Linked DNA regions of Homo sapiens: regions 2 and 3 are each linked to region 1. Evidence: read pairs that join two places in POLR2A ChIA-PET (ENCODE). Cell type or tissue: CD4-positive, alpha-beta T cell. All regions are shown on one strand. Region 1 overlaps CAPZB (capping actin protein of muscle Z-line subunit beta). Region 2 overlaps CAPZB (capping actin protein of muscle Z-line subunit beta). Region 3 overlaps CAPZB (capping actin protein of muscle Z-line subunit beta).

Region 1 (5,000 bases):
AGGTGCATTAGTCACGACCTGGCACCATCACTGATCCCGTCTCATACCCACGCCGTCCCTCCACCTCTGCCCGAAACTCCTCAAACAACCACACGGTCCCATTCACCACTCCCTGAACATGCACGTGCATTCCCCCACTTAAACATCTTCCCCATTGAGGGTTGCTGGATAAAACAGAGGGAGGCCAGTTCAGTCTGAATTTCAGATACACAATGAATAACATTTTAGTATGACTACTTCCTAAAGGTTACATGGGTCGTGTGTTTTTTTTTTCTCAATGAGATGGAGTCCAGCTCTGTCACCCAGGCTGGAGTGCAGTGGCGCGATCTCGGCTCACTGCAAGCTCCGCCTCCCAGGTTCATGCCATTCTCCTGCCTCAGCCTCCCGAGTAGCTGGGATTACAGGTGTGTGCCACCACGCCCAGCTAATTTTTCTATTTTTAGTAAAGATGGGGTTTCACCACGTTAGCCAGGATGGTCTCTATCTCCTAACCTCATGATCCACCCACCTCGGCCACCCAAAGTGCTAGGATTACAGGTGTGAGCCACTGCGCCTGGCCAGGCCATGTATTTTTATTTGCTAAATCTGACAGCCAATCCCCACTGCTCTCTTAAATCTTACTGATCCTTCAGGGCCTGGCCCAAACTCCAACTTCTTTATCAAGATGTCAAATTCTTCAGAATTCCTGCAGTAACACTAATATCAACTGAATCCTAAATGCTTTGGGGATGGCTGTTCTAATACTGCCAATGACTTTCACCTTACTCCTTCCTCACCACTTAGCATTTTTCATTGTGAATTGACTCCACACCTACAGAGGCCAAGACAGGCCCTCCAGCCTCAGCGCAGCATCACGCCCGCTGCAGCAGGGATCAGTCAATGCATGCTGATTCCATGTAAGTGGATATTAATCCTGTGGTCTGAGGCCATATTACAGAACCAGAATGAAGGCAGTGTATCTCTGTAATCTAACCAGTCCCTACACTCATCTGAACCCCGGCCCCCGCCCCCTACTCATGTCGAGTGCTTAGAGCAGTGGAAGAAATCACATTAAGTGTCACAGACCATGGGTTTGTACAGTGATTTAAATGAAACGACAGGTCCAAACAAAGCCGAGAGTTCACTTTGGGGTGCATGTGGCACTGGCTCTGTCGCCTCCAAAGCCAGGGAGGGCCTCTGAGGAGGAGGAGCGGTGCTGACACGCGGCAGCCGGATGGTTTCTGTCTAAACCACCCATCTGAACTGCCTAACGGCCTTGGAGGGAAGGTTCAGATAACACCAAAGGTGTCAGACCAATCCAGGCTGTTGGGGGGATTTAAACATAATTCCCAGTGACTTGGAATAATAAACACTACACTGGTCAGGACAGTGCCTGCCGTCTTTCTGGTGGGAGTTCAGGGCTCCACCAGTTCCTCTGCTGCCACAGGAGTGTGCCCACCCCAGGGAGCAGGAGCCACAAGTCCTTCACCACCGATACTTTTGCCGGGCTCGGTGGTACCCAGGAGGCCACTGGAAAGACGGGTGGGGAGTGGGTAAAGTGAACTAGGGCAGGGAAAAGAAAAAACCCCAGAAGGTAGAAGGTAAGGGAGAGACTAGGATGCCATTGGCAACGGCCTCAGGTGACACCTGAATAATAATCCGTGGAAGGACCAGGTGATCGTAATAGCCCTGCCCTGCGTGGCAGGCACTATGCTAGCAGCTCTCCCTGCCCTTCCCTATGATCCTGACAATGGCTCTTCACACAGACACGCACTCCAGTCCTTGTTTTAAAGAAGGGGAAACAGGGCCTTAGAGAAATAACTTGACCGGAGCCACGCAGCTACGGGCCAATGTCTGAGGAAGGACATGCAGTTATATACAGCACAGCTAGGTTCAAAAAGAAACTGCTTTTCCCAAACTGAACACTTTTTTTTTTTCTTAAATCATCCAACCCAACAGCTGATCACACGAAGAGATACAAATCAGAAGTTTCCGGCCACAAGTGAGGTTCGTGTTTGTGCCGCCATATGGTTCTACTTTGCCTCTTCCTCTTCTCCATTAGTTATTAATGTTGAAAAAAATTGTTCAACCAGAAAAAGAAACTTGAGATGAACCCTTAAAAAAAGCACAAAAGCCAGAGCAGCTCAGACCCACGGAGTCTAACCCACGGCGCCCTTGTCTTTAAGAAGTGCACCCTTGTACCTCGGTTTTTTAAAAAATGGCCAAATGAACACATTCCATCTTTTGATCTGCCTGTTGGCCGAGAGCCCACCACCAGCAAGATAGGAATCAAAAACAGATTCTGCGTACTTGGGTGCACTCAGAGGAAACTGCCACGCCAGAATGCTGCAGCTGCCGACGTCCAGCAGAGGGCTCTGTGACAATTTGTTCCTTTTATTTTTCCAGAAGGCCCAAAACTTTCTTAAAAAGATAAAAGAGCATTTCAAGTGGCACATACACTCGTGTCAGAAACAAAATATACAGTGTGGCATTCTGTAAAAACACCAACCTCGAAACCGAACAGGTTCAAATCCTCGGTCAGTCACTTGCTGGCTGAGTGTAACCTTCCTAAGTCTCTGGAACTGGGGGTTACAACATCCATGTCAAGGAGAAATTCACACTGTTCCATAAACCCCGAATGCCCGCTCCAGGCCCGTGTCAGGTGCAAGGGCTCAGCACGGGAAGAGATGGACATGGGCGGCCCTGCTCTGACAGCAAAGTCCAGCCACAGAGGCATCTCCAAGAGGCAAGGGTAGGCCAGGCATGGTGGCTCACGCCTGTAACCAGCACTTTGGGAGGCTGAGGAGGGTGGATCACTTGAGTTCAGGAGTTCAAGACCAGCCTGGCCAATGTGGCAAAACCCCATCTCTACTAAAAATATACAAAAATTAGCCAGGTGTGGTGGTGCATGCCTATAATCCCAGCTACTCAGGAGGCCGAAGCAGGAGAATCACTTGAATCTGGGAGATAGAGGTTGCCGTGAGCCAAGACTGTGTCACTGCACTGTAGCCTGTGCGACACAGAGAGACTCTGTCTCAAGGTAAAAAAAAAAAAAAAAAAAGAGGCAGGAAGCGAACCTGCAGGAGACGACAGAAGGGGGTTGCTGTGGGGGCAAGTCAGCAGTCTAGGAGGTGGCACAGAGATGACATGTGAATAATGACCAAGGAGCCGGCCCTCCAAGACTGCAGGGAAAAATAACAGGGGCATCCCAAGAAGAGGGAAGAGCTGGCATGAGGCTCTGCTGCAGAGGCCACTGAGGCAAGTGCAAGAACAGAGAGGAGCAAAGCGCGGCTGGAGTGAGACCCAGTGAGGCAGCACGCAGCACCTCCTGGGTCACTCCAAGTGTGAGGGCAGGCCCTGGCACACTGCTTTTCTTAAGAATTAAAAAAAAAAAAAAAAAAAGGCCAGCTGCGGTGGCTCGCTTGAGATCAAGAGTTCGAGACCAGCCTGGGCAACAGGGCAAGACTCCGTCCCTACTAAAATAATAATAATAAAAATAGCCAGGCATGGTGGCATGTTCCTGTAGTCCCAGCTACTCAGGAGGCTAGGGTGGGAGGATTGTTTGAACCCGGGAAGTCGAGGCTGCAGTGAGCCGTGTTTGCACCACAGTACTCCAGCCTGGGTGACAGAGTAAGAACCTGACTCAAGAAAAAAAGTGTTTACTTATGTATAATAGGTAATACATTCACATAGGTCAGAATTCAAAAAGGTACAAGAGCACATGCTGGGAAAGGCCTCCCAGTGAGGGCCTGCAAGCTGGCTGTCCTCGCCTAGGGAGATGGCCTCCAGGTCAGGATCCCTTCAGTGGGGCTCCCTTCACCGGTCTGTCCAGATGGACACATGGCCTCCACCAGCCTATGAGAGATGCAGGAATCCCCACCCCACCACCACTACTTAGTGTAGAGAAAACACAAGCCTGCTCCCCAACTCCCCAAGGGCAGCTTCGTTACAGGGACCCCAGTTTGTCATTAGGAACACTGAGCCACGGAAGCACAGCTTCATGTAGCCGAGGCTGGAGCTTCCGACCCATTTTGCCTAATGGCTCTCTGAGCATGGCCACCTCTGCAATGAGAAGGCACCTGCACAGGCGGCAGCTTCGCGCCGGGCCTGAAAGTCACACCCGGGTGGCCAAGCTTGTTTTTGGACGGGAAGCAGCTGTGCTCCCAGAGACTCAGGCAAGTGGTACCCCTGAGTAACCAGAGGGGGACCCCAGGGGCTCCCGCTCACCCCAGGAAGCATCAAAACATATCTCCTTAGGATAATAGCCACGTGAGCTAGGGTATGGCGCACCTATTCGGAGGCAGGATTGAGGGCACCCCCCAACCTGTGGATGAGAAAACCCAGGCACGGGGAAGCTGCTGGCCCCGGCTGTCCCAGCCAACACGAGGTGGAGAGGAATGAGAATCTCAATTTGAGACTGACCCAGCTCTTCCAAAGACCAGGCCCCACCGGGTCAACAAGGCGAGCTGCCCCCATCCCCAGTCAGGCTCAGGGGACAGGGGAGGAAAAAAGAATAGAATTGGGGGAATTATGGGACTGTGAGGACCAAAGCTTTTTCCCCCAAGTGCCCGGTCACGGCAGACCCAAGGTGCCTGGGGTCGCCTGGGAAGGGCTGCAGGGCTGGGCTCTCCTGCCCCTCACCACAGCCCACAGCCCACAGCAGATCCGACATGTGACCTTTCCACTCTGGGCCTCGGGGACTCCTGGCGTGTGGGCAGGGGCTCAGTGCCTACTGCCCAGCAGAGCCTAGTGAGAAACTGGCCCCCCGCCTGCCAGGGCCACACACAAGAGGACACTTCCAGGTCCAGCCTCTCTCCTCTTTAAGAAGTCACTTGGCGCTGAGGGCCATATTTTTTTGTTTTGTTTTGTTTTTGAGACGAAGTCTCGCTCTGTTGCCCAGGCTGGAGTGCAGTGGCGCGATCTCGGCTCACTGCAACCTCTGCCTCCCAGGTTCAAGTGATTCTCCTGCCTCAGCCTCATGAGTAGCTGGGATTATAAGTGTGCACCACCATGCCCAGCTA
Region 2 (5,000 bases), 72 kb after region 1:
CATATGGGCTTAGAGAGGTGAAGGGACTTGCACAAGGTCACCCAGCTAGTAAGCAGGGGGTGGAGCCCACTTTCAGGTCCAAACTGGCAAGCCTCAGCATAGGTCACTGTTGCTTTGCAAACTGGCAACCCTCAGCATAGGTCACACAGAGGGACAACTGAACGTTGTAGGACCAGGCTCTGCCTCCTTCTCTCTCCCCCGACCCACCTGCCACTCCTTGGAGCTCCTGGCTGAGGCGGAGCTTCACCCAGCCTGAGCTGAGCATGGGCATCCAGAGGCACTCCAGTCGGGGTCTGTTTCACAGAAGCAGGCCCTTCGTGAATATGCATGAGGGGCATGAGCTGGCTTCCACGCATGCTTCCTGCTCACCTCATCCTAAATCCTAAACCCGCAGGGCCATTGCCCCCTTGACTTGAGCACTAGGGTAAAATCTATTTTTGTAAAAACCTGATGGAACTTTTACTTAAAATAAGAGTTTTAAGTGTTTATGGAAACGAAATCTATCTTTTAGAAGCCACTGCATAAATACTTAACTGAAGAAGAGTTTGGAATGGGGCAAGCCTGAGTAGGAATCCGAATGCTATGGATCACCAGAAACATCATAACAGGCGAATTACCTACCCTCACTGAGCCTCAGTTTTCTTGTCTCTAAAACTAGGATAATAACACCTAGCTCACTGGGGTGAATGAAGATTAAGTCATTACATTTAAGTGAGATGATGCATTGACTTAATGTCTTGAATACTGTCTCTGGCACACAGCAATGAATAAATATGTGCTATTACTACTGATTCTATTAATGATACAATCATAAAAATGACTGCACAAGAAGGGACCTGCAGTCTCGGCTACTCAGGAGGCTGAGGAAGGAGGATCACCTGAGCCCAGGGCTTTGAGGCTGCAGTGAGCTGTGATCACACCTGTGAATGAGCCACTGCACTCCAGCCTGGGCAAGATACCCCATCTCTTTAAAAAAAAAAAATTAAGGCCAGGCGCGGTGGCTCATGCCTGTAATACTAGCACTTTGGGAGGCCGAGGCAGGTGGATCACGAGGTCAGGAGATTGAGACCATCCTGGCTAACACGGTGAAACCCCGTCTCTACTAAAAATACAAAAAAAAAAAATTAGCCAGGCGTGGTGGCGGGCGCCTGTAGTCCCAGCTACTCAGGAGGCTGAGGCAGGAGAATGGCGTGAACCTGGGAGGCGGAGCTTGCAGTGAGCTGAGATCGTGCCACTGCACTCTAGCCTGGGCGACAGAGTGAGACTCCGTCTCAAAAAAAAAAAAAATTAAAATTAAAAAAAGTCATCTGGTCCAAACCCTCAATACAGGTGGGGAAACTGAGGCCCAAGGAGGGTAAGCATGTTAGATAACTCCTGATAGTCCAACAGCATTTACTGCAGTGTTTAAAAAATAGTAGGCACGAAGTAAGCGCATTGAATAAATAATAACCACATATGAAACAACATATTCACCTATTCACCTAATGTGCTTCAAAACAGTTAAAAACAGGTCCAGTTGAATGGCATTCCCTCTGGCTCCTATCCAGAAGAATTCTTTAAAGAAAAGTTCTCAATGGGAGTCAACATTCATCAGCACCCGCACTGTTCGCTAAGGCAGCCACTAGCCTTCGATAATTTCAATTTATCAAATTGAATTCACTGATACTGAAATTTCAGTCCACTAAAATGAAATAAAACCAAATATTCAGTTCCTCAATCACACTAGCCACATTTCAAGTGCTCAAGAGCTGTATGTGGATAGTGATTATGGAACAGCCCAGATATAGAACATTTCCATCATCACAGAAAGTTCCAGTGGACAGCACAGCTGCAAAGAGAAGATATCATTAATGTGTAATTTCTGTTCTCATCCAGCAGATTTAGTTTCCTAAATCCTATTGCAAGGCAGCAGGAAGGGAAAGACCTCGTTAGCCTTGCTTTATTATGCAAATCTGCATATTCCTGTCAAGTCCAATCTCCCTCAGAAAGTTCAAATAGAGTATTATTAGGTGGCTGCGCGGGTCTACAGGGCAATGTCTGGGGTCTGAGGGCAGGTGAGAGTACACAGGATTTTATGAAAATGTGTTCTGTGCAAACACCTCACTTGTGCCGCTCTTCTCCACACCAGCAAACTGAGCATTCTTTAACACAGTTCGGCAACCGCTGGCCAAGCCTCACTTACATAAGAGTGCCATAAAAGACTGGGTCGGCTGCTTCTGCAAAACACCTGTGGTTTTGCAAAAGGATGTGATTTCTTAGAAGTCAGTAAACAGGCTCATTTCCTTTACAGTTAAATTTTGGCATCAGAATACCAAAATACTCTATGACCCCACCTAAGCTCACATAACCTTACTCCCCACCTTAAATGGTTGGGAGAGCAAAAGGCCCTGTGAGCTGGAACTGCCCAGGGTGCCAGCCTTGCTGCTGGGCCAGTGGCCACCATGCCCACCTCCACCACTTTCCTTTGAGGCCCCAGGAGGCTGGTACACACTCCAGGAGCCAGGAAGACCACTTGGCACCCTTAGCTCCTGGGACACTAGAACACATGGCCAAGTTATAAAGACTTCATATGCATCTTCTCATCTGGAGGTGAGGCCCTTTCAAAGCACACAGGGTGGAGAAACGTGGATAATATTTCACCCTCTATGTTAAAAAGAGGAGAAATGAAATATATTTGTATTTGCTTGTTATGCCTAAAGAAATGAGGACAGCAGGCCAGGCACGGTGGCTTATGCCTGTAATCCCAACATTTTGGAAGGTCAAGGTGGGCAGATCACTTGAGACCAGGAGTTTGAGCCGGGCCAACATGGTGAACCCCTATCTCTACTAAAAATACAAAAAAAAAAAAAAAAATTAGCTGGATGTGGTGGTGCACACCTGTAATCTCAGCTACTCAGGAGGCTGAGGCAGGAGAATTGCTTTAACCTGGGAGACAGAGGTTGTAGTGAGCCAAGATCATGCCACTGCACTCCAGCCTGGGCAACAGAGCAAGACTCTGTCGAAAAAGGGAAGAAAGAAAAGAGAAAAGAAAGAGAGGAGCAAAGGAGGAAAGGAAGAAAGAAAACCGAAAAAGAAAAAGTCCACATAAAAGCTTATCTCTGAAGATTTTTTTTTTTTTTTTTTTTGAGATGGAGTCTCGCTCTGTCGCCCAGGCTGGAGTGCAGTGGTGCAATCTCGGCTCACTGCAAGCTCCACCTCCCGGGTTCACGCCATTCTCCTGCCTCAGCCTCCCGAGTAGCTGGGACTACAGGTGCCCGCCACCATGCCCGGCTAATTTTTTGTATTTCTAGTAGAGACGGGGTTTCACCGTTGTTAGCCAGGATGGTCTCGATCTCTTGACCTCGTGATCCACCCGCCTCGGCCTCCCAAAATGCTGGGATTACAGGTGTAAGCCACCGCACCCGGCCCTATCTGTGAAGATTTATAACAGATTTACTCTCAACATCCAAAAACTGGAGGCAACCCAAATGTTCATCAACTGCTGAATGGTACGTCCATACCATGGAATACTATGGAATGCTCTACAGCAAGAAAAGGAAATATTAATACATGCAACATGAATGAATCAAATAAATCATGTTACACGAAAGAGGTCAAACACAAAAGACTCCATACTATCTGCTTCCATTTATTTACAATTATAGAAAAGGCAAAACCGCGGTGACAAAGCAGATCAGTGGTTGTCTAGGGATGGGGAACAAGGCTGTCTAGGAGGGGGAAAAGGGCCAAAGGGGCATGAAGGGACTTTTTAGGGTGAGGAAACTGTTCTATAACTCGATTGTGGTGGTGGCAACATGATTAGTACCAAAACTCAAACTGTACACTTAAAGCTGGTTAATTTTATTACTTGCAAATAATACCCTGATTAAAAACAAAAAAAAGAAGACCCTAGAAATCTTAGCTGTGGTTGGCAGGGGAGAGTGGAAGACACTGGGCATGTGAGAAGAGAAGGCAGTGTTTTATGTGTGTTGTGGTCTGAATGCTGGTACCCCCTCAAAATTCATATGCTGAAACATAATCCCCAATGCCAGAGTTAAGAGGTGAGGCCTTTAAGAGGTGATTAGATCATGAGGGCCCCACCTTCATGAATGACATTAATGCCCCTATAAGAGGCCCAGGGGAGCTGGCCAGCCCCTTCCACCATGTGAGGCGCTGTCTATGATGCAGAGAACAAGCCTTTGCCAAACACTGAGTCTGCCAAGACCTTGCTTACGGACTTCCCAGCCTTCAGAACTGTGAGTAATCAATTTCTGTTGTGTACAAATTATTCAGTTTAAGGTATTTGTTCCAGGAGCCCAAACAGACTAAGACAATGTATATATTTTTATTTTTGAAACCTGTGACTGAATTGCCTATTCCAAACTTGAGCTCTAATTCTTTCAAAGCCAACTGCAGAGGTGACTCTGTGCAATGGCTCAGGTAGAAGTGGTGTGGTCCATTGCTGGGTTCCTGTTGGTCAGGGATATAGGCACCAAAAGCTTAGAGGGTGGGGAGAATGAAAACCTCTGGATCTAACCAGAGCTGAATGTAGAAAACCATCTATCTCCTCTCCTCCCAGAAGCCAGTGCCTCCTGTCCTGGGCCTCTGGGCTCATGTGATAAAGACAAGAGCTACCATTTATTGGGCACTTACTATGTCCCAGGTGCTACGACTCATTTGACGTGCATTAACTCATTAACAGTGATAAGACCAACAACATGTACGGAGCCCTATATGTGCTAGGTATGACAGGCCTTCTTACCTGCTTGACCTCATTTAATTAGCCTCAAATCGATCCTATGACAAGGAACCAGTCCCAGAGAGTTAAGTGAAGCCCAAGGCTACACAGCTAAAAGTGTAAGGGAACAAAGATTTAAACCCAGGCAGTCTGGCCCCAGGAGCCCAGCTACCATCCATGACCAAGGACAACCCTTTTATTGGGACAGAGGCGACACTAATCACTGCACGCACTTAGGCTGAGGTGTGGTGGGTGGAGGATCAGACTCAGAGGTGAATCTGTG
Region 3 (5,000 bases), 85 kb after region 1:
ATAAGCAGCCACAGTGGGGTGTGGATCTGGGAGGCTCCTTTCGCTATACTACCCCAGGCTGCCTTCCAACAAGCCCTATTTTTCTTCCTGCATTCCTTTATCTTGCCCCCTTCTTAAACCTAAACCCTGACACTTCACATGCCTTAGAATCAAACACCTGCCCTTAAAATGAAATATCAAACCCTGAAGCAGGGCAGCTTGTAAGTACGGGGCAGTTTACCAATGCAAACGGGTTAGTAGAAGCTGAGAGTGCCTAGGAAGACCTGCCACCTTCACAAGAGGAGAAAATGGACCAGAAAATAAACACAGTACCTGTTGAGGGGGTCGTGCGGGTGACGAGGAGCATCTAAAGGCACCATACTTTGGCTGCCTCAAAGGCTCTGGGTACCAAATGTAACTGGCATGCCTGGGTGGGCCACTTACACCCAGAGAAACAAAAAAATTAAGTCTTCCAGAAGAGTGACTTGTATTATCACCTGAAACAAAAGCACCATTTCAAACAACTTGTTCATGGAGAGGCAGGTGCATGGTCTGCGAGGCCCAGAACTGACAAGGACCTGCAGGGAGCTATGGAGGAGGCGGGAGATCAGGTGTCCACACTAAGTCCAAGCTCCCAACACAAAGCAAAGGGAGTGTCCACATGCGAAGACCCTTCCGGCTCTAATAACACACTACGAGTCCATGTCACTGATAATAACATCGTGTTGTGGTTAATGTTAATAATTATGGTTAACACTTGCCTGGCTTTACACATATTAACTCATTTAATCCTCATAAAATCCATCAGAAATATCTACTTTTATGCTCACCATTTCTTAGACAAGGAGATGGAGGCACAGAGTGAAGGGAACTGCCCTGGTCTATACATCTTGGACCTGAAGCCAGGCTCTCTGGCTCCAGAGTCTGCCCTTCACTGCCCCTGGACTAGGAATCATGACTGCCTGGGATCACATAGAAACTCCAAGAAAGCCACCAGTGTGACTTCAGGCCAAGCGCTCAGCGCCCACCATGTGCACAGCGTTCAGTAAATGTCAGCTGCTGTTAGGATCACGGCTCCCACCACGGCCAAACCCTGACAAGGCCAGCACCACTGGGGCAGTCCTGAGCAGCAGAACCGCTCAAGAGAGCACTGCCCCATCTCGGGGGCAGACCCCGCTCGGCTCCTCTGTTCTCGACTGAGAGCCTGACACTGACAACTGGGTAGGCCCTAGGAGAAGCCAGGCTTGGCCGAGAGCTCAGGCCCAGAGATCTGGACATGGCTAGTCTCACAGTGGAATTGCCTGGCCCCAGTGTTTAGTCTGTATTAGGTTGAACCACATGAAAGGCTGGTTAATTCAACCCTTTTTTACCTAGGAAAATGGCAACTTCATATGGTTCAACCTAATGGAGGGAGGGATTCTTACATTTATTAAGGACCTACTGGACATTCAGTCATTCATCTAACACCTGTAGAGCAATGGCTGTGTCAGGGCCAGTGTGTAACACTGCTTCAGCACCCCAAGACTGAGAGCCAGGATTTTTCATCTTCCCTCCTAAGGATAAGAAACAAACTTACCAGGCAGAACAAGGGTAACCAACTCGATCTGCCTGAGCTCAGGTAACTACTAAAACAGGCCAATTTTGGCCAGGCATGGTGGCTTCACGCCCATAATCTCAGCATTTTAGAAGGTCAAGGCGGGAGGATCCCTTGAGCCCACAAGTTCGAGACCAGCCTGGGCAACAAAGTAAGACTCTGTCTCTAAAAAATAAGTAGATAGATAGATAGATAGATAGATAGATAGATAGATAGATAGATAGATAGATAGATAGGCAGGCAGGCAGGCACTGTGGCACATGCCTGTTATCCCAGCTGGCAGGCACTGTGGCACATGCCTGTTATCCCAGCTGCATGAGAGGCTGAAGGGGGAGGACTGCTTGAGCCGAGGAGGCTGAGGCTACAGTGAGCCAAGATGGAACCATGCACTCCAGCCTGGGCAACAGAATGAGACCCTGTCTCAATCAATCAATCAAACAGGCCAATTTTGTCTTTCCTCTCAGAATCCCTGCATCTTACACTGTATATGGTGACCAGGGCTGGGATGGGGCTTCATAGGAAAAAGCCAAAGGATCCTGCAAGGCTTTGTCACCCAATAGTCCCCATGGAGGGCTGTCGCAATGATTAAGATGTGCTGCTGCCACTCACGTCACAGGCAGGAAGAGCCAGGGACACTGACACTACTGCACAAAGAACCGTCCTGTCCAGTAGGCCAAGCCACACAGTGGCCGACGCTAGGCTAAGACTATCTCGCCCTTTCAGCTGAGTGGCTATCTTTTGGAAAACAGATTGCAGTTCACAAAGTTCCATCTCCTTGCATTTCAACAAGTGGAACCAAAAAAACCTCCTAAACAAAACCCAGACCTCTTCAGCCACTGTGGCTAGACGTACAGGGGAACCTCTCGGCCCCAGTTTCCTCATCTATAAAATAAACATCCCCATGGGCTGGTGCCAGAGAGGCAGGAGAGGGGAATTCCATCAGCATGCGCTGAGTGCGGTGGACCTGGACCTCCATGGCAACTGCCATTAACTAGCTGGGGGCCCTTCAGCAAGTTACTACACCTCTCTGAGCTCCGGTTTCCTTATCTGCAAAATGAGGAAACAGACCTCACAGGGTTGGTGTTGAGAGAATTACAGACAATGACTGTGGGCATCCGGTAAATACTGGCAGAAGGAAGGGGCCACTCTGTGAGTGAACACTCAATACCAGCCTACAGACTGAAGGTATCCTTCATTTCATGGCATCCCCTGATGCCTGTGCCATGAGTGCACTCCTCAAGACCAAGAATGGACTCTGCTTAACCACACCCCAGCCCATCCTCTCTGCCTGAACAAGGTCTCAAATCTCAGGACAACCAGGGGTCCACACCACCCTGTGCCCAAAAGAGATTTCAGGATAGAAGGTGTCTGGAGGGTATACACTGAGGACATGACAACAGCTCACATTGGAAATTCTCAGCAGAGGAACTAACAGCCAAGCCTGGCCGCTGCTCTTTTGGAGTCTGAGTTCCTCAGTGTCTCAAGACTTTTCACACCAGAAGGATGTGGTGGATTAAGGCTCCTCCTTCCAGTTTCTGAGCACAAAACTGCAACGCAGGGAGCCCACTCATGTGAAACCAACGACAGCCCATCAGGGTCAAAGCCTCACGACGGAGAAGCCTTCAGCAGCAACACTCTACCTGCCAATCACTGCTGCAACTGAGAAGGGAAAAGGGCACCGGTACCACCGGAAAATGCCACTGGCTCAATTCTAATTGGAAGCTCCAGCAGATAGGGTGCAATGCAAAAGCATCTTTTCATAACTTTTTTTGAAAGAAAGATGGGGTCTTACTATGTTGCCCAGGTTGGCCTTGAACTCCTGGGCCCAAGCGATCCTCCCACCTCAGCCTCCTGAGTAGCTGGGACCACTGACACACACCACAGCACCTGGTTTAACTTTCTATTTTAAGTTAAAGTACTTCACTTGGTAAATACGATGCCTGAATCCACTTACTAGGGCTCTGAGACAGCAAGCCCAAACACTGTTAAATAAGATACCGAGCCTAACTCAGGAGCATCATGCTGAGTTCAGCACTAGAAGAGGAAGCTGCACAGAGCAATTGAAGCAGAGGGTGGAGAAGTGCGGGGTCTGAGCCAGTGGTAACAACTGCTTCCAAGCTGCAATGTGGTAAGAGCTCTTGAGACCAGAAACCCTGGGCTGCTGTTTTCAGCAGTCTGGTGTTTAAACAGAATGAGCCCCTTAAGACCACTCTCCTTGGGCAAGGGACTCTACATCTTGGAGTCTCAGAAGAAGGAACTAGCACCTGCCTTCCAGGCTGGTTGGGAAGTTAAATGAAACACCACCTATCATCCATCCATGTTAACAGAATAACCACAATAATAAGAGATAACACTCCTACTGCACTTACAACGTGCCAGGCATCGTCTACACTTTCCACACATAAACTCAGTCCTCACAATCATCACTACGTGCCAGGTGAATGGCAACCACCAGGGTTGTTGCCTTACAAGACACGTGACGACACAACTGAAAACCTAACACTAGAAAGTTGTAGGCAAAGGCTCCTGTTCACAAGCATCCAGAGATGTCAGAAACATGTGGGGTGACCATAGGAGGAAGCACGGAAAAACGCAGGCAAGCAGCCTCCCTGCCTGTCTGACGCTGTGGACTTCCCCAGGCTGGTTCTGCACTCACTCCTGAGTCTTTCAGAACTTTGGACATACTTGCTTCCACCCGCTTCCTCCATTTAACCTTAAGACTCAGATGGCATATTCTATTAGGTCTACCTGACTGCTCAGTAGACATCCACGGAATGAATGACCCGATGGAAAAAAATCACTAAAGGGAGCATAGCGCAGTGCCAGGACTGCCAGGTGGGCCTCGGTTTCCTCACCTGCATAATGAGGGTGACATGAGAATCTGCCTCGTAGGGCTGGCTGGAATATTAAAAAGTCATCAGTCAAAACTAGCTCCTGGCCAAGTACAGTGGCTCATGCCTGTAATCCCCAGCACTTTGGGAGGCTGAGGCAGGCAGATCATGAGGCCAGGCGTTCAAGACCAGCCTGGCCAACATGGTGAAACCCTGTCTCTACTAAAAATACAAAAAATTAGCTAGGCATGGTGGTACGCACCTGTAGTCCCAGCTACTTGGGAGGCTGAGGCAAGAGAATTCCCTGAGTCTAGGAGACGGAGGTTGCAGGGAGTCGAGATCGTGCCACTGTACTCCAGCCTAGGTGGCAGAGCGAGACTCTGTCTCAAACAAACAAACAAAAAAAAACTAGCTTCTGTTATTCCTACAGCTGCCATGCAGAGCCCGCCACCCCACCATCTCCCTCAGCAGACTGGTGTCTTAGGCACCAGAACCTAATGCTGTGTGCATCAGGCTGAACTTGGTGCCACCTGCAGTCACAGAGTCACTGGCTGGATGGATCACTGGGCTACCCAGACTGAAATCCCCATTCAGTT

Evidence for each region. Peaks named below come from ENCODE experiments on the same cell type or tissue, not always from the same donor. Only the 100,000 strongest peaks of a DNase experiment are listed, where the experiment ranks them.
Region 2: POLR2A ChIA-PET joins it to region 1 with 15 read pairs; 11 of 35 experiments call an interaction of 5 or more read pairs at or near these places.
Region 3: POLR2A ChIA-PET joins it to region 1 with 13 read pairs; 20 of 35 experiments call an interaction of 5 or more read pairs at or near these places.

Annotation. Positions count from the first base shown.
Region 1 is chr1:19,389,167-19,394,166 of GRCh38, forward strand. The region is part of intron 2 of CAPZB (capping actin protein of muscle Z-line subunit beta); the gene reads right to left. Among named protein-coding and RNA genes, the nearest start is that of SLC66A1, 79 kb to the left of the region's middle. RefSeq lists enhancers at 2,287-2,336, 3,869-4,008. In CD4-positive, alpha-beta T cell, CTCF peaks have their summits at 2,353 (motif pointing right) and 2,559; DNase peaks (open chromatin) are centred at 1,975 and 2,265; H3K4me3 peaks cover 2,080 bases; H3K27ac peaks cover 2,647 bases.
Region 2 is chr1:19,461,185-19,466,184 of GRCh38, forward strand. The region is part of intron 1 of CAPZB (capping actin protein of muscle Z-line subunit beta); the gene reads right to left. Among named protein-coding and RNA genes, the nearest start is that of CAPZB, 22 kb to the right of the region's middle. RefSeq lists enhancers at 1-224, 225-725. In CD4-positive, alpha-beta T cell, no CTCF peak of the experiment used is centred here; a DNase peak (open chromatin) is centred at 2,187; H3K4me3 peaks cover 1,329 bases; H3K27ac peaks cover 4,345 bases.
Region 3 is chr1:19,474,419-19,479,418 of GRCh38, forward strand. All of the region lies in intron 1 of CAPZB (capping actin protein of muscle Z-line subunit beta), which reads right to left. Among named protein-coding and RNA genes, the nearest start is that of CAPZB, 8.6 kb to the right of the region's middle. RefSeq lists an enhancer at 3,268-3,367. In CD4-positive, alpha-beta T cell, no CTCF peak of the experiment used is centred here; DNase peaks (open chromatin) are centred at 2,533, 3,083, 3,633 and 4,183; H3K4me3 peaks cover 2,097 bases; H3K27ac peaks cover 4,114 bases.